Linked DNA regions of Homo sapiens: all the other regions are linked to region 4. A link is a loop called in an ENCODE intact Hi-C map of the cell type or tissue named here. Cell type or tissue: A673. All regions are shown on one strand. Each heading gives the region's core, and the rest is flanking DNA. Links, peaks and the distances in the headings are about the cores only.

What was found. A loop is a pair of places that touch in the nucleus more often than their neighbours do. Peaks named below come from ENCODE experiments on the same cell type or tissue, not always from the same donor. Only the 100,000 strongest peaks of a DNase experiment are listed, where the experiment ranks them.
Region 1: a loop joins it to region 4, with 12 times the contacts of the local background. A loop is called at or near these places in 68 of 110 quality-filtered maps.
Region 2: it touches region 4 in a loop (7-fold over the local background); 2 of 110 quality-filtered maps call a loop at or near these places.
Region 3: it touches region 4 in a loop (4-fold over the local background); 11 of 110 quality-filtered maps call a loop at or near these places.

The regions. Positions count from the first base shown.
Region 1 is chr7:90,451,991-90,459,709 of GRCh38, reverse strand. No RefSeq gene overlaps it. Among named protein-coding and RNA genes, the nearest start is that of PTTG1IP2, 14 kb to the left of the region's middle. In A673, for the core only: CTCF peaks have their summits at 3,904 and 4,110 (motif pointing left); a DNase peak (open chromatin) is centred at 4,079; H3K27ac peaks cover 701 bases.
Region 2 is chr7:90,774,886-90,782,604 of GRCh38, reverse strand. All of the region lies in intron 4 of CDK14 (cyclin dependent kinase 14), which reads right to left. Among named protein-coding and RNA genes, the nearest start is that of CDK14, 180 kb to the right of the region's middle. RefSeq lists an enhancer at 5,434-5,493. In A673, for the core only: no CTCF peak of the experiment used is centred there; a DNase peak (open chromatin) is centred at 3,894; H3K27ac peaks cover 4,168 bases.
Region 3 is chr7:90,617,769-90,625,487 of GRCh38, reverse strand. All of the region lies in intron 2 of CDK14 (cyclin dependent kinase 14), which reads right to left. Among named protein-coding and RNA genes, the nearest start is that of CDK14, 25 kb to the right of the region's middle. In A673, for the core only: no CTCF peak of the experiment used is centred there; DNase peaks (open chromatin) are centred at 2,687, 3,587 and 4,007; H3K4me3 peaks cover 548 bases; H3K27ac peaks cover 4,932 bases.
Region 4 is chr7:91,030,814-91,038,532 of GRCh38, reverse strand. All of the region lies in intron 10 of CDK14 (cyclin dependent kinase 14), which reads right to left. Among named protein-coding and RNA genes, the nearest start is that of FZD1, 230 kb to the left of the region's middle. RefSeq lists an enhancer at 6,293-6,827. In A673, for the core only: a CTCF peak has its summit at 3,855 (motif pointing right); a DNase peak (open chromatin) is centred at 3,892; H3K27ac peaks cover 1,580 bases.

The DNA of each region.
Region 1 (7,719 bases), core at 1,498-6,497, 580 kb after region 4:
ACCTCCACCTTCCAAGTTCAAGTGATTCTCCTGCCTCAGCCTCCTGAGTAGCTGGAACTACAGGTGTGTGCCACCACGCCCAGCTAATTTTTGTATTTAATGGAGATGGGGTTTTACCATGTTGGCCAGGCTGGTCTCGAACTCCTGACCTCAGGTGATCCACCCACCTCGGCTTCTCAGAGTTCTGGAATTACAGGCATGAGCCACCACACCTGGCCCCAACTGTCTCTTAAACCCTCTCCAATCAGACTTTTCCCCCACACTCCACCAAAATGGCTCTTGGATAAACAAAGGATCCTAAAAGTAGCAAGAGAAAAGAAACAAATGACCTACAATGGAGCTCCAATACGCTTGACAACAGACTTTTCTAAGTCGAAACTTTCTCAGTGGAAACCTTACAGGCCAGGAGAGATTGGCATGACATATTTAGTTAGTTAGTTAGTTAGTTAGTTAGTTAGTTAGTTAGTTAGTTAGTTGAGACGGAGTCTTGCTCTGTCGCCCAGACCAGAGTGCAGTGGTGCGAACTCTGCTCACTGCAAACTCCGCCTCCTGGGTTCACGCCATTCTCCTGCCTTAGCCTCCCAAGTAGCTGGGACTACAGGCGCCGGCCACCACGCCGGGCTAATTTTTTTCTGTATTTTTTTTTTTTTTTTTAGTAGAGACGGGGTTTCACCGTGTTAGTCAGGATGGTCTCGATTTCCTGACCTCGTGATCCGCCGGCCTCTGCCTCCCAAAATGCTGGGATTACAGGCGTGAGCCACCACGCCCGGCTGACATATTTAACGTACTAAAGGAAAATAACCTTTTATCCTAGAATAGTATATACAGTGAAAATATCCTTCAAACATGAAGGAGAAATAAAGACTTTCTAAGACAAACAAAAGCTGAGGGATTTCATCAATACCAGACCTGTCCTACAAGAAATGCTAAAGGGAGTAGTACTTCAATCAGAAAGAAAGGACATTAATAAGCAACACATAATCACCTGAAGATACAAAACTCACTGGTAAAATAAGAACACAGAAAAACACAGAATATCATAACACTGTAACTGTGGTGTGTAAACTACTCTTATCCCAAGTAGGAAGACTAAATGATGAACCAATAAAAAAAAAAAAAAACTGCAACACTTCAAGATATAGTCAATACAATAAGATATAAATAGAAACAACAAAAAGTTAAAAAGCAGGGGGATAAAGTTAAGGTGTAGAGATTTTATCAGTGTTCTTTTTGCTTGTTTATTTACGCAAACAGTGTAAAGTTGTTATCAGATTAAAACAAAGGGTTATAAGATAGAATTTGCAAGCCTCGTGGTAACCTCAAACCAAAAAGCATACAATGGATACACAAAAAACAAAATTGCTCTTGTCAAGGACATTAATGACCTCCATGTGCTAACCTCAGTGTAGCACATGGAGATCAAATCTCAGCCATCATCTTCCTTGACTTATTAACACCATCTGGTGCAATTTATCATACCATCTTCCTTGATATCTTTTTCACTTGGCTTCCAGTTCACCATGCTCTCTTAAATTTCCTCCTACTTCTCTGGTTGCTCCTACTCAGTCTTGTTTTTTGGATGCTCCTTTTCTCCAAGAACTGTTACTATTGGCGTGACCCCGACTGAATCCTTGATTTTCTTTTCTAAGTACATTCATTATCTTGGTAATCTCAATTAATAGCATGGCTGTAAATACCATCCACGTGCTGCTCACTCCCAAATTTATATTTTTAGCTTGAACCTCACTCCTAATATCCAGTCAAACATATCAGAATGCCTATTCAACATATGCAAATAGATGGCAACAAACATCTCAATACTTTTGAAAGTTATGATCTTTTCTTTAATCCATTTTCTTATCCTTCTTGTTTCCCAGTTTAAAACTCTTGAAGTCATCCTTGATTCCTTTAATTCTCTGAAACTCCACATATAGTTCATTAGTAAATCACCTCTACCTTCGAATTAGCAAACTTCTACCTCCTCTTCTGTTACTGCAATTGTGCCCCAACTGGTCTCCTTGCTCCCACCCTTGCCCTTCCTTCTTCTCACTGCTTATTGGTAATACAGCAGCCAGTAATTATTTTAAAATGAAAGACCTGGTAACACCTCTATTTGGAAGCTTCCATTTCACTCAGAGTAATACCCAAACTCCTTACAAAAGACTTAGCCTGAGTGACCTGACACCTCCTCCACCTTGTGCCTCTGTCATCATCTACTATTACTCTCCTCTTCTTTCATTAGGCTACAGCCTTGCTGGAATCTTTGCTGTCTCTCTGATACACCAGGCATGCTGTCACCCTAGGGCCTTTACAGTGTTTATTCCCTCTCCTGGACCACACTTTTTTCAGACAGCCCCTCGGCTACCTCTTTTACCTTCAAGTCTTTGTTCAAATGCCATCTTCTCAATGAGACCTAATCTGAATGACGTTAGAGAATATTGCAACCTGTACCTCCTCACACCAGCATCTCCAATTCCCTTGGCATGCTCTGTTGCCCTAAGGCATTGAATTGTCTCCTAAAATACTGTATAACATACTCATTATGTTATTGCTTTTTGTTTTTTTCTTTCTCCTGTCCAGTAGAATTTCAGCTCCATGAGATAGGGGTTTTTGCCTCTTTTGTTCACTGAGGTAACCTAAGCATTAGACAGTGCCTAGCACACAGTAGGTGCTCAATACATATGTTTTAGGTCAGGCACTGTGGCTCATGCCTGTAATCCCAGCACTTTGGGAGACTGAGGCAGGCGGGTCGCTTGAGTCCAGGAGTTCGAGACCAGCCTGGGCAACATGGCAAAACCCTGTCTCTACAAAAAATACATAAAAATTAGCCAGGCGTGGTGGTGGGTACCCATAGTCCCAACTGCTTGGGGGGCTGAGGAGGGAGGATTGCTTGAGCCCGGGAGGCCGAGGTTGCAGTGAGCCGAGATCACAATGCTGCACTCCAGCCTGGGTGACAGAGTGGGACCCTGTCTCAGAAAAACTAAAACTAAAACCCAACCATATGTGTCAATTGAATTTTTATCCCCAAATCATTTATCACCTTAATTCTGGTCTAATATTCCAAGTTCTTTCAGAAGTCTCTACTTGAATGTCCTTAAGACAACTCAAACTCAGTATGCCCCAAGTCAGACTCATTTTCCCCATCAAATTCGTTCTTTCCCCTGTTTTCCTAATTGGATTCATAGCATCGATAACCATCCAGTCAGCTATGGGAGACGCCACCAGGGTCATTCCGCATTTTCAGTTTTGGAACAAGTTCCTAGCCCTCTCCTAATGCTAATAAGCATTTGATATTAATACTGAGCCTTTAGCCACACATGCAAATACTATGTTTTTCATTGCTTTAGTCACTTAGTCTCTTGGGGATTACTGTCCACGGGTTTGTGTATTGGTCTGCTAGGGGTGCTATAACAAAATCCCACAGATTGGGTGGCTTTAACAACAGAAATTTATTTTTCACAAATTTACTTCTCTGGAGGCTAAAAGTCCAAGATCAAATTGCTGGCAGGGTTGGTTTCTCCTGAGGTTTCTCTCCTTGGCTCACAGAGGGCCACCTTTTTGCTGTGTCCTCACGTGGTCTTTCTTCTGTGCACATATACTCCCGTTGTCTTTTCCTCTTCCCATAAGGACACCAGTTCTATTGGGTTAGGGCCCCATTCTTGTGACTTCATTTAACCTTAATTAACTCCTCAAAGCCCTATCTCCAAATATAGCCACATTAGGGATTAGTCCATCAATAAATGAATTTTGAGAGGACAAAATTCAGTCCATAACAATTAGACACAATGCTTTTCTGTCCCTTTAAAATTATTCCTGTTTTCAAAAGTTCATTCTTTGTGCATATGCAAACTTTGTTCTTTTCTTTCTATTTTCCATCTGTTTTGAATAATCTCTATTCTTGGCTTTATCATAAACAAATGTATGCCTGCTAAAATAGCTTTTCCCAATACTCTTACTGTTTTGCATTTATCAGGTGTGGATGGAGTTAATATTTGTAAAACATTTTCTAAAAATAGAGAAAAGCAGCTAACAGAGTCAAGAACGGAACACTTCATGGCCCCAAATAACCAACTATGACTACTAATGCCATCTGTTGGCAGCAACAGAAATTGCATGTTTTTTATCTGGATAGTAGCTTTGTTCAGATCTATCACGATCTACGTGCTGAAAATTTGAAGGTAAAGAAATCCCTGTATTCTCTTCCTTTACCTTCCATATTCCTGTCTGTGACAGTAAGCAGCCCAGCAGGAAGGTTAATTGAAGAGAATTCAATGAAGGGACTAAATACAGAGGTGTGTCAAGAGTAACAATAACCAAGGACGGTGAAGCACCCAGTGACTAACAACGAAGAGAAGCTATTACCATCCCTGCAACTGAAGAGACAGAGCAGGGAATGGAAGGGCTGAAATCAGAGAGAACTGAAGGATTGCCCAAAAGAAGCTGTGGTCATAAGGTAAAGGAAACATAGTTTGGCTGAGCGAGTAGGGGGAATAAATACCCAAATCTTTCTCTTCTCCTACTATCTATTCTCCCAAAGTCAGAGGAGCAAAGAAACTCAGATAATGCAATCTGTAGGTCGACGTAGGGCAGAGAAGGATGGAGAATGAATTTGGAGGGTTAGCCAGTGTCTTGATCTGTTTTGTACTGCTATAGTGAAATACCTGAGGCTAGGTAATTTATAATGAACAGAAATTTATTTGGCTCACAGTTCTGGGGGCTAGAAAGTCCAAGGTTAAGGGCCTTCTTGCTGCATCGTCCCGTGGTAGAAGGCAGAAGGGGAAGAAAGCACACATGTGAGAGAAGAAAGGGAGCCAAACTCCTTTTTATTAGGAACCTACTCCCATGATAACTAACCGACTCCCTAGATAATGGCATTAATCCATTCATAAGGGCAGACCCCTCATGACCTAATCACCTCTTAAAGGTCCCACCTCTCAACATTGTTGCATTGGGAATTAAATTTCCAACACATAACTTTGGGGGACATGACGAAATCATAGCAGCTAGTGAATAGTTAGCATAACTTCCCTTCACAAAATGAATTGTCCTCTCTTCTATTTTATGTACAGATTGAGTTCTTAAATGTCTCATCCATGGTTGTAAGTATTCCAACACAAAAAAATGTACTTAAGAGGAACTAATAAATACATATTTTTGAATAAATAAATGAATACTCATTATTTATCTCCATGACTTAAAATTTTGCTGGAGGAAAAAATGGCAACTGTACTCTATTTTATGTTATGCCTTATGCCCAATGAATTCCATCGAAATTCAATACATTAAATTCCAATCCTGAATACAATAAATACAACAATAAAGCAAACAAGATCATTTTTCCTGATTCCTGGCTATATGTTTATATGAGAAACAAATTTAAATAATAAGAGAAAAATCCCCACAGTTTGCCTTTTAAAAATAAAATTTGAAGTATATTTTAAGAATAATAATAGCTCACTTATCTTTTCTTTCAGCGTTAAAAGTTCTTACAAAGGCTTTAAATGAAAGTGAAGAGTTATGTTTATCTTCAAAAGTAGTACTAAAGTCAACACTGAAAGCCCTTGAATGTAGTCCAACAGTTGAACTTTAATAAACAAACAGCCTGTTGAAGGCAGGCAGATTAAAAGTCTCCAGTATACTACAGTTTAATTAGCAAGTACTGTTACAGCCAGGGTCTATACCTCCTTCCCCCAGACACAGAGAAATTATGTTTATGATGACTGGTGTTCCTTTGTTCTGACCATTATAACTGTCAATCACTAAACTGTGGAAGTTGTCTGATATGACATTTAAGACAAACATACAAGTATACTCATCAACTGCAGTCTAATTACTACAGTTGGCTTAATGACAGGGTTGCATCAATTTTTTAGTAGTACTATCAGTCTTGAAATCCTAAAGCAGATAGTCTAGCAGATCTCCAAATGTCATATTCTCTTGTATATTTCCAACTTGGGGAAAGAGAGCATGATGACTCAAGATTGTTTCCTTGGTATTTTGTTGTTATGGAAAAAGGAGCATTTATAATCTATTAGACATTTTTGAGGGCACAAATAACATGAAAATGATATTTCAGTGAAAAATGTACATTTTGCTTGGTTATTATTGCTAAGTGCATTGTTCAGCAAATGTTCTGCTGTATTGAGTTTCAGGCATCACTTGAATTATATTATGGTGAGATTTGTGATTAAGGTAAGCTAACTCAAAATGACAAGCCAAGGGCTTTTAAAACCCACATTTCAATGAAATCTGGCAGCACAAAAACAGCTGCTCTAAGTCTGCTCTTCTAATATTTCAAAGGAAGAATAGCAATGGATTTCTGATACCATATGTGCCAACTGCAGAAATTCTAGAACAGCCTGAGAGACCATGGGTGAAAGGTCACCCTCTGCCTTATACAGATGGCATGTTTAATTATTAAAGAGCAATTTTAATCATTTAATCATTTCAGACCTTGAAATGAAAGGTCTTCTCGGGTATCTCGAAGCTTGTTGCAACCTAAACTCTGCTGTCAAACTTCTAGGGAGCCAGAAAGTAACATATGTGATTTCATATCCTAACTTGATTTACATTCTCACGTGAGTTGAATTTGTTTTACAGGCTGTCGAAAACATTTCTTGGAAAAAAAAAGTTGAAGGTCATGTCTTTAGCAGAGAATTTAAAGTTAAATCTAAATCCAGACTGAAGTCAGTCTTGAATTCCTCAGGAGGATGGCCCTTTCTTTCAGCAGAATTGTTTGTAGTTCTGTTGAAAATTTCATATCTAGCCTCAAAAATATTTTCAGAAATAGTCTCTATAGCTTTTTCCACTATTAAAAATAAACAACACTAGCAAGGTGTCTGGTATGTAATGTTCAATAAATGTTAGGCCCTCCTCTCCTCCCTTCACCAAATGCATGCATGCATGCATGCATTCACGTGCAAACACTGGAATTCATGTTTATGTGATTTTGCAAGAACAAGTGGAATGAAATCAAGGATAGCTCAACCATTCTTTAAAATCAAAATCCAATACAAAGTTTTGAATTCATATTTTTTAGATGAAGAAAATAATATAACTGAGCTAATAATAATAAAAAATATTGAGCAAGTGACATCAGCAACATGGCAGAATAGGACTTTCTAGTGCTTGTCCCTCCATAGAAACATCAATTAGAATAGCTACCCATGCACAAAAATACCTTCACAGGAGATGAAGGTTAACAGACAAAACTACTAAAAAATAATAATAGCTATAATTATTTCTTAAGGGATACAAATATAAAAAGATGTACATTGTGACACTAAAAACAAAATGTGGATGATGTGGGGTAAAAGTATAGAGTTTCTGTATGCAATCAAAGTTAAATTATCAGCTTAAAATAGACTGTTATAACTATAAAATATTTTATGTAAGCCTCATGGTAACAATAAAGCAAAACCCTACAGTAGATACATAAAAGACAAAAAGCAAGGAATCAGGCTGGGCATGGTGGCTCGTGCCTGTAATCCCAGCACTTTGGGAGGCCGAGGCAGGCAGATCACTTGAGGTCAGGAGTGCAAGACAAGCCTGGCCAACATGGTAAAACCCCATCTCTACTAAAAATACAAAAGTTATCCAGACATGGTAGTGCACACCTGTAATCCCAGCTACTCAGGAGGCCGAGGCAGGAGAATTGGTTGAACCTGGGAGGCAGAGGTTTCAGTGAGCCGAGATCATGCCACCGCACTCCAACCTGGG
Region 2 (7,719 bases), core at 1,831-6,830, 260 kb after region 4:
CCAATAGTTTAGCCAAGGAAACAGACACAGAACATCTAAGTACAAAAACGACTGAGGCATGTCAAAGAGATTCCAGAGGCTCCCATTTGTCAAATTAGACAACTTGTGCATTAGTAAAATAATACCTGCAATTTAAAGATATAAAGTATGTTTAAATTTTGGAAGTTCTGGCCAGGGCAATTAGGCAGGAGAAGGAAATAAAGGGTATTCAATTAGGAAAAGAGGAAGTCAAATTGTCCCTGTTTGCAGATGACATGATTGTATATCTAGAAAACCCCATTGTCTCAGCCCAAAATCTCCTTAAGCTGATAAGCAACTTCAGCAAAGTCTCAGGTATAAAATCAATGTGCAAAAATCACAAGCATTCTTATACACCAATAATAGACAAACAGAGAGCCAAATCATGAGTGAACTCCCATTCACAATTGCTTCAAAGAGAATAAAATACCTAGGAATCCAACTTACAAGGGATGTGAAGGACCTCTTCAAGGAGAACTACAAACCACTGCTCAATGAAATAAAAGAGGATACAAACAAATGGAAGAATATTCCATGCTCATGGGTAAGAAGAATCAATATCGTGAAAATGGCCATACTGCCCAAGGTAATTTATAGATTCAATACCATTCCCATCAAGCTACCAATGACTTTCTGCACAGAATTGGAAAAAACTACTTTAAAGTTCATATGGAACCAAAAAAGAGCCCGCATCACCAAGTCAATCCTAAGACAAAAGAACAAAGCTGGAGGCATCATGCTACCTGACTTCAAACTACACTACAAGGCTACAGTAACCAAAACAGCATGGTACTGGTACCAAAACAGAGATATAGATCAATGGAACAGAACAGAGCCCTCAGAAATAATGCCGCATATCTACAACTATCTGATCTTTGACAAACCTGAGAAAAACAAGCAATGGGGAAAGGATTCCCTATTTAATACATGGTGCTGGGAAAACTGGCTAGCCACATGTAGAAAGCTGAAACTGGATCCTTTCCTTACACCTTATACAAAAATTAATTCAAGATGGATTAAAGACTTACATGTTAGACCTCAAACCATAAAAACCCTAGAAGAAAACCTAGGCATTACCATTCAGGACATAGGCATGGGCAAGGACTTCATGTCTAAAACACCAAAAGCAATGGCAACAAAAGACAAAATTGACAAATGGGATCTAATTAAACTAAAGAGCTTCTGCACAGCAAAAGAAACTACCATCAGAGTGAACAGGCAACCCATAAAATGGGAGAAAATTTTCGCAACCTACTCATCTGACAAAGGGCTAATATCCAGAATCTACAATGAACTCAAACAAATTTATAAGAAAAAAACGAACAACCCCATCAAAAAGTGGGCGAAGGACATGAACAGACACTTCTCAAAAGAAGACATTTATGCAGCCAAAAAACACATGAAAAAATGCTCACTATCACTGGCTATCAGAGAAATGCAAATCAAAACCACAAATCAAAACCACAATGAGATACCATCTCACACCAGTTAGAATGGCGATCATTAAAAAGTCAGGAAACAACAGGTGCTGGAGAGGATGTGGGGAAATAGGAACACTTTTACACTGCTGGTGGGACTGTAAACTAGTTCAACCATTGTGGAAGTCAGTGTGGCGATTCCTCAGGGATCTAGAACTAGAAATACCATTTGACCCAGCCATCCCATTACTGGGTATATACCCAAAGGATTATAAATCATGCTACTATAAAGACACATGCACACGTATGTTTATTGCGGCACTATTCACAATAGCAAAGACTTGGAACCAACCCAAATGTCCAACAATGATAGACTGGATTAAGAAAATGTGGCACATATACACCATGGAATACTATGGAGCCATATAAAATGATGAGTTCATGTTCTTTGTAGGGACATGGATGAAATTGGAAATCATCATTCTCATTAACTATCGCAAGAACAAAAAACCAAACACCGTATTGAACAATGAGAACACATGGACACAGGAAGGGGAACATCACACTCTGGGGAATGTTGTGGGGTGGGGGGAGGGGGGAGGGATAGCTTTAGGAGATATACCTAATACTAAATGACGAGTTAATGGGTGCAGCATACCAACATGGCACATGTATACATATGTAACTAACCTGCACATTGTGCACATGTACCCTAAAACTTAAAGTATAATAATAATAAAATAAAATAAAAATAAAAATAAATAAATAAATTTATAAGTTTTAAAATGAAATAAAAAACCTAATTGGTCATTTTGGAGGGTATTACAGAATCATTTCATTACTTTAAAACTTTCTAAATACAGAATATATCAAACATTTTCCTTCCCTTTCATACCCTTTCATATACACTGTACCTCAGTATAATTAAATATTGTAGTTGATTTGAGGAAGTTTCTCTATAGATGCACTGCATGTAACAAATGAAGACGGAAAGACAGAATTTGAATATCACCATTTTGCTAACCATAATCACTTAGTAGATTATCAACAGTTAGATTCTGACCAAGTCTAAATCTAACTACTTATTTAAAAGGCATAAGGGAACAAGTTAAATAACACCATTAGGAAACAATAAGGAAAATCCAGACTTCTAAAGCTCTATAGGAGAAATTAATCTGTTTCTTCAACAAATCAACTTCAAGGGGAAAAAAGGCATGGTAGGGGTAACCCATGGACTAAAAGATTGACATGTAACTGCAATTCATTGCAATGTATAGACTCAATTTTTCTGGATTCAAACAAAGTGTATTTTAATACTGTATAGTTGATATTAAGGAACATTTAACTTTTTACATGTTATCATATAGTATTGTCATGTGTTTTAAAACACAATGCTTATCTTTCAAAAAATAAATCTAATATAAAGTAATATAAGGTCCGGGGTTTTCTTTCAAAATAATTGCAGGGAATGAATATAGATGAAATATGATCAGTCATGAGTTGCCCATGTTTGAAGATGGGTGATGGCTTCATGGAAGTTTATGACTATGCTCTCTACTAGTTATTTTCTATAATAAGTTCTTTTTTAAAGAATACAATATGCATTGGTATAAATGTGATAAGGGAAAATCTCAGCACGCTATATAAAAGAAATAGGGAGGCTGGGGCAGGAAGATCACTTCTGACCAGGGGTTTGAGACATGCCTGGGCCACACAGCAAAATCCCTTCTCCCTACAAAAATTTAAAAAATAGTTGAGCATGGTGGCACGTGCCTGTAGTCCCAGCTACTTAGGATGCTGAGGTCGGGGAACCACTAGAGCCCAAGAGTTCAAGGTTATAGCAAGCTATGATTGTACCACGCACTTCAGCCTAGGCAACACAGCATGCACATCTTTTTATATTTTTTTCTTTTTTTGAGACGGAGTCTCACCCTGTTGCCCAGGCTGGAGTACAATGGCGCAATCTCGGCTCACTGCAACCTCTGCCTCCTGGGTTCAAGCAATTCTCCTGCCTCAGCCTCCCGAGTAACTGAGATTACAGGTATGCACCACCACGCCCAGCTAATTTTTTGTATCTGTAGTAGAGACGGGGTTTCACCATGTTGGCCAGGCTGGTCTCGAACACCTGAACTCACTATGATCCACCCCTCGGCCTACCAAAGTGCTGGGATTACAGACGTGAGCCACCGTGTCCAGTTGCCCATGTCTTAAAAAAGAGAAAAGAAGAGAGAAAGAAAAGAAAGAGAGAAAAGAGAGAGGAGAGAGAAAAGAAGGAAGGAAGGAAGGAAGGAAGGAAGGAAGGAAGGAAGGAAGGAAGGAAGGTCGGTCAATTTTTACATTCCACAGGAAAGGATTAAGCTGAAAAAAGGAAGATAAAAGAATAAACCAAGAACATTCCAGGCAGATGGAACAACCTGCACAAAAGCTCAGAGGGTGAGAATGTGATGTGTTAAACAAAAATAAAGAAGAGAAGGAGGAAGGGAAAGAAAAAATGGGGGAAGAAGGATAGAGCTAGTGAGGTGTGGGTGGAAGAGCTAGAGAGGACAGGAGCCAGATCACGAAGGGCCTTCTGGGCTGCATAAAGGACTGATACAAAAAACACTGAAAGATCTTAAGAAGGGTAACAGCATGATTAACTTCTGTGTCTGCAGCTCACTCGCTATGGTGTGGAGAATTCCTGCAGGAGCACACAGTGGGAGCCGGAAGGGCAGTCAGAAAGCTGTTGTGGGGCTCTGGGTGAAACTTGGTGGCTATTCTCACCAGGGTACTGGTAAGAGCAATGGGAAAAAAGGAAAATGGTATTTTGAAGACAGAACAAACAGGCTGTTAGGATAAACTGAATTGGGATACGGAAATTATAAAGGATGACTCCATTACTTCCTGATTTTAGCATCTAAGTGGATGTAGGTATCATTTACTGAAATGAGTGAAATTAAAGGATGAAAGATTTAGACAAAATGTATCAAGAGTTCTGTTTGGGAAAAAGATCTTAGTCTGGGAACATCCAACTGGAGACATAAAGGAAGCATTGGTATTTATGAGTCTGGATCTCAGTAGAAAAATCTAGGCCAGACATATAAATTTATGAGTTACTTGGGGGACTGCAAGAGACAGCCAGTTTTCTGTTAAAGCAGAAGTAAACACTCAGAGAAGAGGTAGAAAATATGTAGGAATTTCCTGATCAGAGAATGATGTTCTATATCTAGAACACATGGAAAGAGCCTAAAGGATGGAGGAAAGGGACAGTGTGGGGCACACATTAAGAAACATGATACTTGCAAATGGTTAAAAACAAAAGGGAAGAAGAAATATGAGGGTGCAGTCTGAGGCATAGTGGATGATCAGGGAGTTTTTTTACTTTGGATAGTGCCTGGGATATGACACAGTGATGTGAGGCACAGAGGATTCCATCCTGGCAGTCTCTTGGAAGCAGTGGAATAGAGGCTACTGTTTTGGCTGCTGCTCGGCACAGCTGCCCCTATGTGCACTAGGCAAAGCATGGAGAGGGATGGGCCGAGCTTTTGCAGCTGCACAGATGACAAGGTACAGGTCCTCAACCTTGGCTACATATCAGAATCACCAGAGGAGATTTGAAACAACAATGCCTAGCTCTGCCCCTGATTTAACTGGTGTGGGGTAAAGTCCTAGCATCTGTATTTGTAAAAACACCCGCAGTGATTCTAACGTGCAACCAGGACTGAAAATCATTGTGTTAAACCTTCAGGTTCCAACACCAGCTTCTCACTGCCTCTCTTCCTTTGCCTGGTCTCTCCAAAACTGAAGTCGCCTTTTTACTATAAACATTCAAAAGTTTTTCAACTATTTTGAGTGTCCTCATAGTTGAAAGCTCAGTGGTAAACAAATGAGCCAAGTCCTTACCACGTAAAAGAGATACTGAAACAGCACCTTACTGGAAAACTTACTACTCTCAGGTATAGCTGAACAGCCTGTTTTAGATCCACCACCAGCAACAGCACATCATCCAACTGCCTATGATCCTCTTATCTACCAGAACATAACTGGGAACATTTAGCAACATTTTTAAAATAAGCAGATATATAATAGCTACAGTGTTCTGCAAGTCTACTAGCTTAAAAATCTGATCCAAACAAGGAATTAAGGTTATTTAAGTATGACTTTTTTTTTTTTTTTAACTAACTTCGTGTCACTATTTTGCTTTCTAATTGTTGAGAAACCATCGGAACAGTATTTTCATTAGAGAAGGGGGAACAAGAAGAGCGTGCAAGGGGAATGTCACACCATTTCCTTCGGTTCTGGTTCATAGATTTATCGTCTTCTGTAAAGGTTTGGACATCTCAAGACTGCTAATGCCTCTCCAATTTTTCATAGATCCTCAAAGATCACGGACAGTGATGAAACAGTTTCAACTCCAAATTTCTTTAAAATTCTGTGCAACAGTCATCTCAAGTCTTCAATCAGAACTCCAAAGAGAACCAAAGTACTATCAAATGTCCTAAGACATTTGTTAATTTAATTCACATCTACATTTGTTCTGCACTTTCATGCCTGAAACTAACTCTCCCTGGAAACAATGATATCAGGAGGTGAGTGCTTGCACTTCTTCTGTGACCTTTCTATCCCCATGACCCCTGTGTGTGTGAACTTTAAAGCCGAGCTCACACTCGGTTTCTAATTCTTCCACTTCTCTCATTGAGATGACTTGTGCTTATCTGCTTTGATGTTTGATTGTTCGGTTTTGAGAGACTTTAATCATCCATTTTAATACATTAACCTTCTGGAGTTTTAGGGCTATGGGTTGTATACTTCTCAGGACTTTGAAGAGAAATACTTCCTAGATGCAAGGAATTGTTCCAGGTGGAGCAAGAAATAACATGCATACAGCCCTTGAGGAGATTACCAGCTAACAGAGAAGACAGGAAAGTACCAAGCAACCAAAATGAATGATGAAAGAAGGAAAAATTCTAAACAAAAGTAAGGCAAAGTTATCAAGGACCAGGAATGGAAGAACTCCAAACACATCAAAAGAAGGCAAAGCACAGGAAAAATCTCCAAGTCATCCACAGAGGTAAAAAGTAGTTGTTTACACATACTCTTGAAATTACTAGAGAAGGGCCGTGTTTGATGAGATGGGATAGTTTCATAAAAAATAAGTAAATGTAGATCCTTATGAGTTTTTCAGATTGATTTTTCACACATACTGAGATTTGAAACCTACTATGTTAATTAGTTCTCTATGAGTTTTTATACATAAACATAATACCCACATGTACCATATAATGCCACATGTACCATATAATACCCACATACACTGAAAACTATGAAGAAAGGAATTCTGTGAAGGCAAACAAACACCAAATAACAAAAACTAAGAAGGAAGAAAAGGGGAAGGAGGAAGCCAGGTAGGAGAAGGGTGGGGGGGAGAAAGAGGAGGAGGAAGAGGAGAAGGAGAAGAGGAGGAGAGGAGAGGAGGAGGAGAAGGAAAAGGAGAGGAGGAGGAGAAGGAAAATGAGAAGAGGAGGAGGAGAAAGGGGGAGGGGAAGGGGGAGGGGAAGGGGGAGGGGGAGGAGGAGGTATTTTCGTTTTTCTCTGGTCCTACTTTCAAGCACACTTGTCTGGAGAAACACATTACTGAGGTCTTTGAAAAACCTGTATTTCACATTTCTAGAGAAATCAAATTTTCTCATTCTGAGGTCAAGTTGCCATTTCAAATAGATTTTTATCTGTAGTAGCTTTTTTTTCCCACAGAAACTGTTTTAGAAAAGCAGAAAAGAAATGGATATACTTCTTGATATTATCACTTTTCCTCAATCTTTGATTACTTATTAAACTCTTGCTAATTCTTACATACTACATATCATACTGTATCTAAAAATCAAAGTCAAACCCATTCATTCCTAATCTTCTGTTTTAAAAGCCATATACAGCATCGCGATGAGAATGAATCATTGCATGAGCTAGGATTAAAGAAAAGCAGATAAATCAGATGCTCAACTTTACAGCATTTCAAGCCTCTTGGTCCAAAGATGTGTTTAAAGCATTCTGTTTCTGTTTCTTGAGCAGAGTCATAAATGCCCCCTCTTTCTCTAACAGAGGCATACACACCCAGGATCACACAAGAAAAGTCAAGTTTCCACTCTCATGAAAAAAGCATCTCCAAAGCAGTGAAATGAGATGCACCAAAAAAATCACATCACTGATTCACCACCATGAGGCTCTGAGGAGTCCCCAAGTACTACTCATTGCCAAATAGTATTAACTAGAGATTTTGCATGTCGCATTCAAAAATAGTCATATGAAATTA
Region 3 (7,719 bases), core at 954-5,953, 410 kb after region 4:
TAAATGTATTTTAGTGGTTTTTGAATTGCTTTCATTAGGCTTAACTTCAAAACATCTAAATAGGAGAGGAAGAAACTAACCAACTGAAAGCTTAATGTACATGGCAGGTACTACCGTAACTTATTCCACTTAAAAATAACCTTTTTTAAAGACAGAGTCTCGCTATGTTGCCCAGGCTGGAGGGCAGTGAAGCCATTGCAGCTCACTTCGGCCTTGCACTCCTGGACTCAAGCCATCCCACTGCCTCAGCCTTCTGAGTAGCTAGGACAATGGGCATGTGTCACCACGCCTGGCCAGGTTTTTTTTTATTTTTTAGAACTGGGGTCTTGTTATATTGCCCAGGCTTGTCTCAAGCAGTCCTCCTTCCTTGATCTCCCGAAGCACTGAGATTATGAGCCACTGTGCCCAGACACAATTAACTTTTAGTAGAGAATTTACTATGAGCCATTCGCCGTTTTAAGTGTTTTACACGTTTTGAAACTGTTGTGATCCTATCAACTCTATGAGCTAAGTATTATTAGCATCCTCCTGTTCGAGATGAGGAAGCTGAGGCATCGAGATGTTAAGCTTCACATAGCCAAGGAGTGTTGGAGCCTGGATATGACTGACTACAGGTTTATGACACCAAGCAGCTGGTTCCAGCATCCTGACTTATCGCCCTATAATATATGAGACTGCCTCACAGCCTTCACTCGCAGATGAGGACGCTGAAGCTCAGGGAGATTAAGCAACTGTCTGTTCATGGTAACAAAGCTACTAAGTGGTGGAGCAGAGTTTCAAATCCATATCTAATGCTAAATCCTTCTCATAAGCAGCTTCCTGTTATCACCAAACCTCTGCTCCAGTTTGTAATACTGTCAGAAATATCTCATTTTCTCCTATTCTCAGGGGATGGTTGCTAGCCACTTCTCTCTCTTTCCTCTTAGCCAAACTGCCAGTACTGCCTCCACAGTTTGAGCTGTTGGCTCTTGAGGTACCTAAAGAATACAAAATAGGATTTATGTTTCTCACTGCTATGTAAACTTAAGCATTCAGGTCCATAAATCTAGAACACAGAAACACAGAATATAGAGAACAAAATGCGTTTGTCTGAATAGAAAATTAGAAAGTGACTCATTATTTGTCATTAATGTTATGAAATAGAAGAAATAACTACCTTTTCGAAATCCACATTGCTAGGGTTTCTAGGTCACATACCTCCCCTAATCTGATGCTGAATGCAATGTCTTTAAATCCTGACCTTTTCAGGAGAAGCAGAATAAGGGGGTGAGGGTGAGAGGGCAGGAAACCTGGGTCCCAGACAAAGCTCCACTGTGAGAACAGAAGACTGTGGCCTGGGGAACAGCACTTACCTTCCCTGAGTACAATTTCCACCTCTACAAAACAGAGATGAAACTACATGTCCACTCCTTCACAGGGCTGTTTTGTTGCAAAAATTCACTGAAATATCATATGAAATTGTTTTGTAAACTATGAAGCCCTACAAAATATGTATTATAAATATGCAATGACACTCCTGCCTAATCTTAGCAAGCATGAAAAGGGGTTTCAGGGCTTCTGATGATGACAAAGAGGAAGACAGCAGTCTGTGCCTCTAATCCCACACACCCAGTAACCCAACCTTCCAGATGAAATCTTCACTGGACTTTCAGGTTCAGGAGCTGTGTTTTAAAACAACAGTGAGAGATAATAAGCACTGATTTAAATAAAAGGCTTGAAAACTCCAGGAAGGCATTATCACCACTGTAACTGCCATCCTAATCAAACCTCTGAGGGATGGCTCAGGATGCTCAAGGGGAAAGTTAATTGCTAGACTTTCTGATCAAGTGTGAGACGGTGAAAATTTTACCTTAAAATCACTGAAAAAAAACCTGATATTCACAATACTTACATATTCTACTTTTTAATAAATTGAAAAAGAAAACTTAAAAAAACAACTAATACCTTAAAATCTAATATTCAGAACACTTCAGGTTTTCCTTTTCAGTTGTGCTTTTTTTCCTTCCTTCTTTCCCACTATTGCCATGCCAGTATCCCAGTCTGCCATCAACCCTGCCAAAGAGATGCATATATACAGAGAAAAGCCCTTTAAAGAAAGCAAAGTAACTATAAAGATATCAAAATTCAACTAAAGAAACAGCTGCCCATTTCTTAAAATAAAAGATGTCTAATTATTGGTATTCATGTGGTCAGCCTACACCCCCAGAAGGGCACAGATCCACTCTTTCAGTCACAGCAGAAATCCTTTTAAGCCATTTGACATCCTGCACTGTGCAGTTTTAGACCTACGTATATGTCTGGGTTAGAGGAAAAACACATGATCACAAACTCTATAAAGAAAAAAGATTACGGAAGACAAAGACAACAAAAATTTTAAAATAAATAAAAAGAATTTTTAAAAATATATATATAATACGAGAAAGCCAGTGAGCTGACAAATGGCATGCTATTACATTAATAATGGAAACTATGAATATTCATTACACAATTGTCATAAATAGAAGGACGGAAAACCAGAGAGTGCAGATGGAGCAAAAACTCAGAGTGCTAAAAAAAAAAAAAAAGAAAAAAAAAGAAAGAAAACACATGCAGTCTCAGACAATATTTTTTAAGTAGGATCCCTGGGTGGAAACTTTGATCTGAGATAAGATGGGACAGTAAAGAAAGAATTTCCTTATACAAGGTAAATAAACAGTATAAACTACCCAGAATGACAGGAAGAGCTTTCAGTAAAAACACAGTCAGGGTAGTCTTCGCTTAGGATGTTTTGGAAAAAGGATAATCTAGCTCCCAAATCACAAATAAGGTTAGTAGATATTGCTTCACCCTTCCACACTCCCACTACCCACTTAGAGAAGGGACCACCCCAGATAAAAATCCAATGCACTAATGTGCAATCTCAAATGCTTTTAATTTTTATATATCTTGGGAATGAAGAAGAAAACCAAAAATATGAATAGGATTAACCCCAAAACATGTGCTCAGGGATCACAACTTTTATGCCCAATTGCATGCTGAGGACTTCAGAGAAAGATCACCGCGTTAGATTGACAGTTTTTCTACTAATAAAAGTTTCAAGAAAAGTACAGAAAACTCATAAGCTCAAGATGATAATGCATACATTTACTAAGCAAAAACATTACCACACAGACAGTCATTTATTTTTTTAAATGTGCACAGAATATTCCAAATTGTAGTTTCCAAACAACAGGGATAAAAAGATGCAGGCACTAAATTATTGACAACACTCAACATCTGACCGGTACTTTTTAATTAGCTAAGAAAGACTCCAACTCCTTAAGGCAAATGCCACAGGATTAATAGTAAATACCTGCTCTAAGCAGGAAAATCCATTTGCTTGCAGCACTTCCATTGTACTTCGTTTCTCAATTAGTCCCACAGCCTAAGGCTACCCTAATACACTTTTAGCATTAATTTGCAACTTAAAAGTTACACAATTCAAGTAAATGTAACCCAATCATCATCAAATGCAAGCAACTTTCAATGTTCCCTTTCAAAGGCCAACAATCCAGCAGGTCTCTCCAGCTGCTACTTAAACTGGCGTGAGGGCCGTGTCTGGGTCACCTCCACTTCTGGAGCTTCACTAGCCCTGTGACCCTGTGCTAGTTGCTTAACTTCTCTAAACTTCCGTTTCCCCATCTGTAAAAATAGAAATAATAGTGCCAACATTACTGGGAAAATTAAATAAGGTCCATACAGAAAAAACATTTAAGATAAATCCCATCCCCATGAATAAACAGTTGGTGAATTCCTGTGGCAAAGGAAGGAAGGAAGGAAGGCAGGAAGGCAGGAAGGCAGGAAGGAAGGAAGGAAGGAAGGAAGGAAGGAAGGAAGGAAGGAAGGAAGGAAGGAAAAAAAGTCTGAATTATGGGAACAAATTCACCTAAAAGACTCCAAAAGTATTATCTGTTTATTCTCTCAAGCAACTTTTATTCAGCACCTACTAGGTGCAAAGGACTGTTCTGAAAGAATGAGATTCAGAGAGAGGTAGAAATGCTGTCTCTGCCCTCAGGAACCTTACACAGTCTTGCAGGGGGAAGAGAGTATTTTAAGGATGTGAACATCTGCTCAAACAACAGGTCCCAAGACTGTGATGTCTACAATGGAGAAAATGCCCCAGTTACTCAACACATGAACACAAGACACATGGAGTAGAGACAAAGGGGCTTCCCCTGCCAGACAATAAACATGAGCCAGTACAAATGCAGGCAAACAAGAAAGGGAACCAAGAAGAATCAGAAAACCTCTGGCGAGGCACCAACCCAAAAACGAGGAGGTACAGGGAGATTTTCCCTCCCTCTGTATCTGGGGTAATCATCATAGACCTCTGGAAATCCTGTGACCAGATGCACACTGTAGATGTGACATATGTGAACGCTGTTTCCTTCTAAAACATGAGTTAGTAGTGCTCACATATGCAGAGCTCCTGACTGTCTTGTGGGATGCAAACTCCCATCCACCAAAAACCACCTGGCATACAAACCCCACCAGTGGACATTCCTTTTCTGCCAGATCCAGTAACACGTGGTCATAGCAAGGCCACTGTGATGGGCAGAAGTGGGGCAACAAAAGGAGGAAGCCTAAATTTGGACTTTACAGACTCAGTTTCCCCCTCTTTAAAATGTGGAGGTTCCTAAAATTAGACTGCTGGTGTTCCCATCATAAAGCCAGGAGTCTCCATGTGCCCCTCAGCTTGTGCCCACAGATGTGAGGACTCATGTGGAGGATGGCCCAAATGTCACGTGCAGCACCACACTGCATGTGCCAATGCTTTGAGAGGCACAGCCCAGCTCTATGAAACGGTGGTGCCTGCTCCGTGCCAAGACCCTTTACAGGAATTACAAGCATTATTTCATTAATTCTTACAACTTTGCCAGGTGGAGAGGGTTACCTCTGTTGTACAGATAAGGAAAAGGAGACTACTAGATGGCCTCACACAGATTATAAATAGGGATACGGGGACAAGCTGGAAGATGGGTGAAGGAGATTCCAGCGCTCTTGCACTTTCCACTCACACCCAGATTCTGAGGTTGTTCAGGTGGAGAAGCGTCACTCACCGCCGTCTGGAGAGCACAGAGTTTCAGCTAGAGACAGCATTGTCATTGCCCCTGACATGCCAGTGCCAATCAATCGATCCACCAAAAATAAAAGAAATCTCAAAGAAAAATACCCAGCCCAGTCAACTGAGTTAATAATTAGATAATTAATTTGATAAGTTAATAATTTGTTGAGTTAATAATTCCTGTGGCTTGTCTGTGCCTTGCTGATCCTTGAAGTGGTAGATGTCCCACTGAAAGCTCATAAATATTTCTCAGGTTGCCAACTAGACAAAAATACTATACATTGATACATCATCTTGTAGGACATGTATTACAGAAACATTTAATATACATACTTGTAACAGCAAGGGGATGTCAACTAGATCATGAATAAAGAGTCATATCTCTCTGTATTTGTTTTTGTTGTTGTTGTTTCGAGAGTCTTGCTCTGTCACCCAGGCTGGAGTACAGGGTCACAATCTCGGCTCACTACAACCTCTGCCTCCTGGGTTCAAGCGATTCTCCTGCCTCAGCCTCCCAAGTAGCTGGGACTACGGGCTTGGGCCACCACACCAGCTAACTTTTGTATTTTTTAGTAGAGACAGGGTTTTGCCATGTTGGCCAGGCTGATTTCAAACTCCTGGCCTCAAGCAATGCGCCCACCTCGTCCTCCCAAAATGCTGGGATTACAGGTGTGAGCCACCGCACCCAGTTCTTTTTTTCCTTCAGTATCAATTTTTACATTCCCCAAAACAGCCTTCAAATAATTAAACATAACGGTCAGTTCTCTCACACAGCAAGCTTTAAAAAACCAACAGAAATTACGATACAATGTACCTGAAGACCTTGGTTATTAAATATTTATAGAAGTTAAAATAATCAGTATTTTATGTTCATTAAAATTTTTAATAGTGAAAAAATACTCATCTGAGGCCTAAAGAAAAATAACAGCTTTCATCTAGAAAGTTGCAGGTATCAAGAGACAAAAAAACTGTAAATATCATTTTATGGAACACTGGAAAGAGATTTTCAAATGTAATCTTTGAGTTTTCAGGCTGTATCTTTTATTTAAATGTCCAGTTTCCTTAAACCCCTACATATGTGTCAATTGTGTTATTTGAAATGGGCTTAAAAGCACTAGAGATGTTAAATATCATTCAATCAATATTGTGCAGTAGACACAGAAAAACAGGGAAAAATTGCCTTAGCTTCATTTCTTTCCCTTCCTTTACCCTCAAGATAAACGTAATATTGAAGTGACAGAAACAGATGTTACAACTGGGATCCACGCATCACACTCACCGCCACCAGTCTGAGAAGTGAAATACCCAATGGAGGTGGAAACAAGTTAGAGGCTCTCAAATGTATGTTAAATGCTTCCCAAACAAACAGTGGGAAGGGCTGGCAAATACATTCATTTTAAAAGTAAATATTAACTTAATGAGCTTGGTGACCGGAAAACTGATTCTGCTCTCTTGAGATTTTTACTTCCCTGCTCCTTCTCATCAAAAAGCAAAAGAAAAAGACACAATAAGGCACAAATTCTCCTACTTCTGAGTCCAAATGGTATCAGAAAAGAATCTAAAATCACTCTTTCTGTATGTGTCCTCAAATCTTTCCAACTCAACTGATGGTAAAAAGGAAAGATAAAGTACATCAAACAATGTAAATACTTGCAGAACTAGTCCATTAAATGCAGTGGGGATCATCAGAAAAGCCAAGTCTTTTTTTAGGAGCCATAATTCTGTGCTCTAATAGCAGAAGACGGCCAATCATTATAAAACATCTCTAACTCCTGCCTGAGACTTCCCCCTTCATCTTCCCTTGCCTGCACCAGTTGCACATCAAAAAAGTATTATGTCTGGTACAAAGATGGCAAAAGCAACCAAAAGTTCATTCACTGGACCCAGCACCTGGGTCATGAAAGGCTTGAGGGCAAGGTGGAGCCCAGTGGCTGGCAACTAAACCACCAAAAGCAAGGTGTTTTCAGAAAGAACAAAGAAAAAGGAAAGAAGAAAATGCAATGATATTGGAAGCATAGAAGAAAATCCAGTGAATTGGAAGCATTTTATGTTTACGTAAAGGAAAAGGAGAGAAAGAGAGAAAAAAAATTGGTCTATCCCTTTTCTTAGCACTCACTCTACCAATAAAAAAGAATCCAAAGTATTGAATGTTTCTCCCTATACCCACCTAAAGTCTTCATCTTTCTAAGATGTAAATATTAAAAACCTGTCTGTTTCCTCCATATTTTTAATCTTCACAAAGATTTTAGCTGTCATAATATGAAATAAAAATGAAGCCAGAGTGGCTTCACACGCACAAGCTAATAATCCAAGTGTATATATTCAGGATTCGAAGAAAATGAATGAATTTATTATCTGACATTTTCTGTTCAATACTAACCATTTGCCTTGCTCAGTGAAGGCAATTTACACCCATTGAAAGATGTTCTGACACTTTTTTCAGAACATGCTAGTTAAAACACAGCAGTTTTCTCATCATGCCTTCCAGCTCAAACCAGTCTGTATATCACAAGGTGGTCCATGGTACCTCAACCAATAGTTAACCTTCCATAATCTTCATTGACTACAGAGCCCTCATGTCTAGCAGGAAATTTTTACTAAACAAATTACTACCCGAAGGATCAAGTTTACATCTC
Region 4 (7,719 bases), core at 1,547-6,546:
GGCACAATCACCATAATATACCATTATAGCACTGTAGGCTTCTTAGTAAAAATTGTCACAGTTGAAACTTTACATTTATTTCTGTGAAAATTTGATAAACGTCTATTTCTTTCATTGGACTCTAAGTGTTAATAAGTAAAGAGGTCATGTCTTTTTTAAAATTTTTGTTTACTTTATATTCCTTTTATCAAAGTACATAAAGTAGGCACTCCTTACATATTTGTTTAATTAACTATATAGACCTGAAGGATCCTTGTAAATGACAAATTATCATGACTTCATTAAATAAAAAGTCATGTTAAACTAACCTTTTTAAAAAGTAGAAGAGAGTCGTCTTCAGTTTCAAGATTTCTGCTTTTCCTCCTACCTTACTCTACCTTCCTGGAGCAGAATGGTAATGCAAATTAAAATTCTTCTAGAAGCAGTCAGGCAGGTGACTGAGGGAGAGGGCTGGGGAGAAAGAAGGCAGGACTGAATGTGACAAGGCCCTGTCCACAGAGAGCAGCGACTGCTCAGCTTCTGCCAGAGGCTGCCATGCACAGTGCAGGACCCCAGTATTGCTGTAGCTTTCATTTCACTAAGGGAACTGGAGAATACCTGGATTTCCTGTGAAAGTACCTTAATCCTATGACCTAATTCAAATTTCTACAAAAAATTACTTAATTCAAATTTAAAACAAAAACTAAATAAGATGGGTCAAACAAAACTTGTCAACATCCTGAATTCAGAGAAGAGCGTCTGGGCAGTAACCTTTGCTCTTCCAGCATATGTCGATTTTAGCCAGGCATCAAGAAAATAAGCTATCCTTTATTGATATCATGTGTGCAATATCAGGTTTATAACCAGTTTACTGACAAACTGGTTGTTCAAGGTTGCACAGCTAGAAAGTGGGGCAGCTGGAATCCTGTATCAGGTTGGTGTGACTAGAGAGACCATGCTTTGAAGAGCTATACTATCTGCTTCTAGGAGAAGCTGGCTGAGAAATGTGGCTCAGATGTTGTTAAACAATTCATATCCACCTGACCACACCCTAGAAGGAGGTTTTGAGTATCAGAATGAGGTTTTTTTCATGCTCTCTCTCCCTCACATTCAACACACACATGCGCGCGCACACATACACATGCACATACATACGTGTATGTCTATAAGACATGTGATGCAGGTGTACATGTATATTCTGTATAATGTTAGGTATCATCCTCTTCAGGATTTTTATCAGTTACTTGAAGGAAGACAGAAGGGATGTCTTACATTTTTCAGATGACGTGAAATAGAAGGGATGTGTAGTATTCTGATGGCTGAACCAGGATTCAAAAATATTTAATAAGGCATGAACAACTGGCTGAACCTAACACCAGGAAAATGTGATAGCTATAAACATAAAGTCCAGTACTTAGATTCTATTAATTGATCGTTCAAGATGGGAACAGGTGGCATGCAGCAAGCTGCATAAAAAAAGACTTGTGGTTTTTAGCTGAATAAAAACTTCTATAAGATCACCTACTAGAAGTCAAAAGAGATTAGGAGGGTTGACTCTAAGCTCACCCCTGTGATTCCCACCTCCTGCTGTTCACAACCTTCGCCTTCAGTGTGGGTGGGAGCAGGAACTTCTAACCAACAGAATATGGCAAAAGTGATGAGATATCACTTCTGAGATTACAACTGGCCCTTGAACAATGCAGGGGTTGGGGCACCAACCCCATGCACAGTCAAAAATTCCCATAAAACTCTTGGCTCTCCCAAAACTTAACTACTAATAGCCTACTGTTGAACAGAAGTCTTACCAACTATATATATGTTATATTTATTATATACTATATCCTTACAATAAAGTAAGCTAGAAAAAAAGAATATTAGGAAAATCAAGAGGAAGAAAAATGTAGTTACTAATTATTAAGTGGAAGTGAAACATAAAGGTCTTCATCTTTATCTTCATGTTGAGTAGGCTGAGGAGGAGGAAGAGGGCTTGGTCCTGCTATCTCAAGGGGGGCAGATGTGGAAGACATGGAGGTGACAGAAGGGGAGGCAGGAGAGACAGGCACATTTGGTATAACTTTAATTGAAAAAAAATCCACATCTAAGTGGACTTGTGAATTCCAAAGTTGTGTTGTTCACAGGTCAACTGTATATTGTGTACAATGATAACAGCCATTGTGCTAGTGGACTTGCTCCCTTGCTGGCTTTGAGGAAGCAAGCAGCCACGTTGGGAAGGCCTGAAGGCAAGGAACTGGGGGTGGCTTCAGCCAACAGCCAGCAAGAACCTGAGTCCTTAGTTCCACAGCCTGCAAGAAACTGAGTGTTGCCAAGAACCACATGAGCTCCAGCCGACCCTCATGTCAGACTGCTGCCCCAGCTGATACCTTGATTACAGCCTTTTAAGACCATGAAGCAGCTGGGCGCAGTGGCTCACGCCTATAATCCCAGCACTTTGGGAGGCCGAGGCGGGTGGATCACGAGGTCAGGAGATCGAGACCATCCTGGCTAACAAGGTGAAACCCCGTCTCTACTAAAAATACAAAAAATTAGCCGGGTGCGGTGGCAGGCGCCTGTAGTCCCAGCTACTCGGGAGGCTGAGGCAGGAGAATGGCGTGAACCCGGGAAGCAGAGCTTGCAGTGAGCCGAGATTGCGCCACTGCAGTCCGCAGTCCGGCCTGGGCGACAGAGCGAGACTCCGTCTCAAAAAAAAAAAAAAAAAAAAAGACCATGAAGCAGAGGGCCTAGCTAAGTCATGCCAGGAATCCCAACCCACAGAAACTGAGAGATGATAAATGTGCCTTAGTCACTACATTTTTGTTAATGTTATGCAGCAATAAACAATTCATACAGATGTAATCATTTAATCATATGATATACTAGTCAGAACACATCTGGATTGCTGTGCCAGTACCAGATGCTACATGTGACAAGGGACAAAAATAAACGGTCCTCTGTGGAGTGTATTCAGAAAGGTTGGGGGTGGGGGGAGGGGTGTGCCCCATGTCCCATTGGGCTGACTGGAAATGCTGTTGAGAAAAAAATGTTTTGGGATATCGCTTTGAATAGATTAAGTGCTACATTGTGAATGGGAGACTGACTTATGCGGAGCCACATGACAACAAGGACCAATGGGGTAAAGATATTGATATACAGCAAAGAAGGGCATTCTAACGATAAAAGCTGTGTAAAATGGAATCAGCACCTTTATGAGGTTTAGGCAGAATTAAGGTTGCATTTTGCATTCAGACAAAATAAGGATCAAATTCTGCCTCCATAGACACAGTGCACTAGTTTAATCCTGAGGTAATATACAACAGAGTCTGGGTGACAAGATGAGGTCACACAGATGCCCATATATTTACTTTTGTTTTTATGTGGCTGCAATTACAGCTTAGAGGGTAGACAGGGAGAAGTGGGTTGATAAGGAAGGGTATAATTAGATGAAGGAGGGCAGAGAAGTTAGTCATGAAAGCTTTCCTTCCCCACTTTCTACAGTGTCAATGCTAATTATTTTGCAGGGAACCAGCACAATCACATGGCTAACAGAATATTTTTCTGGTAGCCAGATAAGCTATCAATGTGTGTGTGTGTGTGTGTGTGTGTGTGTGTGTATGTGTATGTGTGTGTGTGTGTACACAGGTGTGAGTTTATCTATTTACATATATATAGTTCCTTTCTTCCATCATTCCCTAGGCCTTACCTAAACTACCACTAGGTAAGAGATTAGAGTATTCTGAATGTTCATTTTTGGCAGTAACATACAGGCTTGATGTGGGATTAGAAAATCTTCCTTAAAATACTATGATTCTGGGTTGTGTTTTGCGGAGCAGCAGAATCTGTAGTGAGGTTCTGTAGAGAAGTGAACTCTACCTGGTAAAGACAGCAGGGGGAGCCACTGGACTGAGAAAATGAAAAGCTGCCAGGGCTTCAGAAAGCAGCTTCAATATTTAATCAGCTGCTTGGCTGCAGGTGATGGATTGAAGGAGAGGGTGTTTCCAAAATATTATGTAGAGTTTTCAACATTGCAAAGGTTTATATAGGAAGCAACACACACACAGAAAAACAGCTCTTAGGGGTTTTTAAAAAATGAGTTCAATTCACCTGCTAGAAGGTTACTGTCTCATTTAGTGGTGCTTGGCTGGACACAGGAATCATCTAAGGAATATTTTAAAATACTGATTAAAAAAAAAGAAAAAGAAAAAAGTGCGAATGACTGTGACCTATCCCCTAAATTCCTATTTAACTGGTCCAAGGTGCAGCAAGATATGCAGAATTTTCTAAACCTCCTCAGTGATTCTAACATCAGCCCGGTTGGGACCACTGTCTGGCCCAATTTAACTAGACAGTCTCTCAGAGGCTGCAGCACTTAGTTATACAGTTCAGAGATTTTTTTAAAAAAAGTTTTCAGCCTGTATACAGAAGGTCACAAAAGATTGGTGGATGAATGAACACAACAAGCAGGTGGCTGCTAAAGAAAGTCGAGGATAACAAATAAATAAATCTAAAATTACTCCAGAAAATGCTCTTAGTGCCTGGAAAATTCTGCAGTGAAAGTAGCACATTTCAAATGTTTTTCCCCAACTAAATTTTCATGCTTTTCCCTCTCCCTGTTCTCCTACTGTTTTTATATTCCCTGTCTCTCTAAACCCTGATTCCCTTATGGATTTCACTCTCATCTCAACAACTTTTCTCTCTTTTCAGACTGAGTGATGTTATTGTGACACAGCTTCAGACTCAGTCCCCAACTGTGCACTGTGGGAGCCACAGCAGTGGAAATGTACGTGCACGTGCAGCAGCCCAAGGGTGGAAGCTGCAGAGGCTGGAGGGAGGTGATGTTGCCAAGCAAATGCAGCAGAACCAGCCTGACTGCCTGAAACTGTGCCTCAAAATAGGGAAAAACAGGGAGAAACCTGTAAGCAGGAGCACTAGATGCTACAGCCCTGCTGCTCAAAGTGTGGTCCATGAACTAGCAGCATCACCACCACCTGCAGAAGCTCAGGTCCCACTCCCTGCTGAATCAGAATCTACAGCTCATGAAGAACCCCAGGTGGTTTACAAGCATACTGAAGTTTGAGAAGTACTGCTTTAAAAGATGCATTCTAATTGGACTTTTCGACCTAAAAAGCACGAATAGAGGAGAGGAAGTTATGGTCACAGGTCCACCTTCATCTGGAGTGCCTATGTAAGATTATTCTTTAAAATAGCATTTGTAAAGGAAGGGTTGAGGGCAATTTCAAGTTCTGTGGTGTCAGGAGCTACCACTGATGATAAAGACTGCATGGAAAACTGGCTTGGCACTCTGCAAGTCACAGCTCACCTCTAGGCACCTGCTCTTCTACCTTTAACAGCCTTATAGATTAGGTAGCTCCAAGAGGTTTTGAATCATTTCTGGAAGCTGGCAGGACATAATAATAAAAATGCTCAATTCATCCACGATGCTTTTACTTCAGCTGCAAACTTGAGGCCAATGAAAATCCTCACGCGTATGTCAAAATGATACATAGGCATGCCCAAATTGCTCACCATCTTGTTGTTCTGTAATGTGTGCTGATTGTCAACCTTTACCCTGAAAAATGTAGTGCTTTAAAATTTTAATTTAAATATTCATTTCAGTTACATCAAAATTAAATACGACAAAGTTATTGAATTGATTCAGAACACTTCAAAAGCTTGACATCCTCAATTGTGTTTTAGAAAATTATATTATCTTCAAAAATATGTTAATATGAATGTATTGATTTCCCGTGACTGCTGTAACAACACAAACTTGGTGGCTTAAAACGAGAAATGTGCTCTCTCACAGTTCTGGAGCCTGAAGCCAAACTTGTTTTCAATGGGCTGAAACTAAGATGTTAGTAGGGCCTTGTCCCCTCTGGGGGGTTTAGGGGAGAAGCAGTTTCTTGCCTCCTCCAGCTTCTGGTGGGTGCTGGCATTACTTGGCTTGTGGATGCATCACTCCAATTTCTGCCTCCCTCTTCACACTGCTTTCTCTTCTGTGTCAAATCTCCTTCTGCCTCTCTTTTATAAGAACATCAATGACTGAACTTATGGCTTACCTGGATACTCAACGATAATTACCCCATTTCACGACCCTCAACTTAATCCCACCTGCAAAGACCCATTTTTCCAAATAAGGTTGGATTATAGGTTCCAGGTGTAAGGACTTACTATCTTTGGGTATCCATTATTTAACCTACTACAGAGTAAAATTACCATTTACAAGATATTATTTGTAAATGATACTCAACAAGGATAGTTTATACATATAAGGTATATGAAGTAAACAGAAAAATCTGGGGAAATATGTCTAGTTACAGGAATAACAACTTCTCATAAGCTGGTTTACTATTTGCAATTTTACACCTATTATTTTATGAGTGTGCATCAACCCAACGAAATAGGACATAATAATGAAAGCTAAGAGGGGACCCTGCCTAGGTGCCCTGGAAGAGAAGAACAGAACCAGGATGCAACCTGGATGTATGACCCTTTATGAGGTGCCCTTCCCCCTGCTGTCTGGTAAAAGACTACTAATAGGACTGTTAATTCATCTCGATTGACTCACAAAGAGAGGCTTATGTATGCAAGGCCGGCAAAGACTGACAGACGGAAGGTGAGTGCTCAACTGGGTGACCTCACTAGCTAAATGACTCCTTTTCTCCCAGCAGGTGCTGCTGTGCTTCTGCTGACCTACTGGACATACTTTGTTTGGTTTCAAAGTCAAGGAGCGACATTCCCATATGGATATTTCCTATGAAAACCAAGTTTGTGATTTATTCTTATTTCATCCTGGAAAATGTAACAGTGTTTATCCTTAACTAAGGAGAAAAGAACATGTTTGTTATTTTTTTCTTGCTTTGAACCTGATGCAGGGAATTTTATTTTAATTAACTTAATAAGGACCCATGAACTCACTACGTCATTTAACAACAATCCACATCTAATCGTTTGGCTAAGGCCCCATGCAATCTCCTGACCTCCCCCAAGTGAAGTAAGCTCCATCCTGAATCATGTTCATTATTCTCTACATTTCTTTTTTAGGTAACTTTGTTGTCCTTATAACAATTATAAAATAATATTAATTATTTTAAATTTTACATACAAGATATAATGCTGTATCTAATATTTTGGGATTTTTTTTTCACTTAACATTACATTGCTAAGATTCGTCCAAACTCCTGTATGACGATTATCGAAAGGGAATATTATTCATCTGCTTGCCTACTGATGAGCATTTGCATTGTTTATGGGTTTCTGCTCATGATACAGAAAGGAAAATCACATCATGCAAAAATAGCAAGTAAAGCCTAGCAGCAATCATCTTATTGTCCCTTTACCACTATAAAATTCCACAGTGCAAAAACAAAATATTGGCACCTAAAATGGAGTTGTGTTCCAACAGATTCAGAGCTGTTTGAGACTCACAATATATTTCCCCGAAGAAACAATTCTCTACATGGTGGTTAGTCCACTGGCTGATGCACAGAAGGCTGCTTAATTCATAATAAACCAAAAAGGACGACAGAGCCAAACCATTCTGGTACAACAGCCTTCCTGATGAAAATGCACCCACCAGGGAAATCACAGCACTCCTATAGAAGCAGACCAGGCAGCAGGACAAGGCTCCTGTTTTCTTTTCCTGAAGTCTCACCTAGCCTTAGCCAGAGGCAGCAACTCCAGCCAAGGGAGGGAACAGGCTGGCCTGAGGCTTCTAGGCCCAGGGAGATACTGGGAGGGAGACTC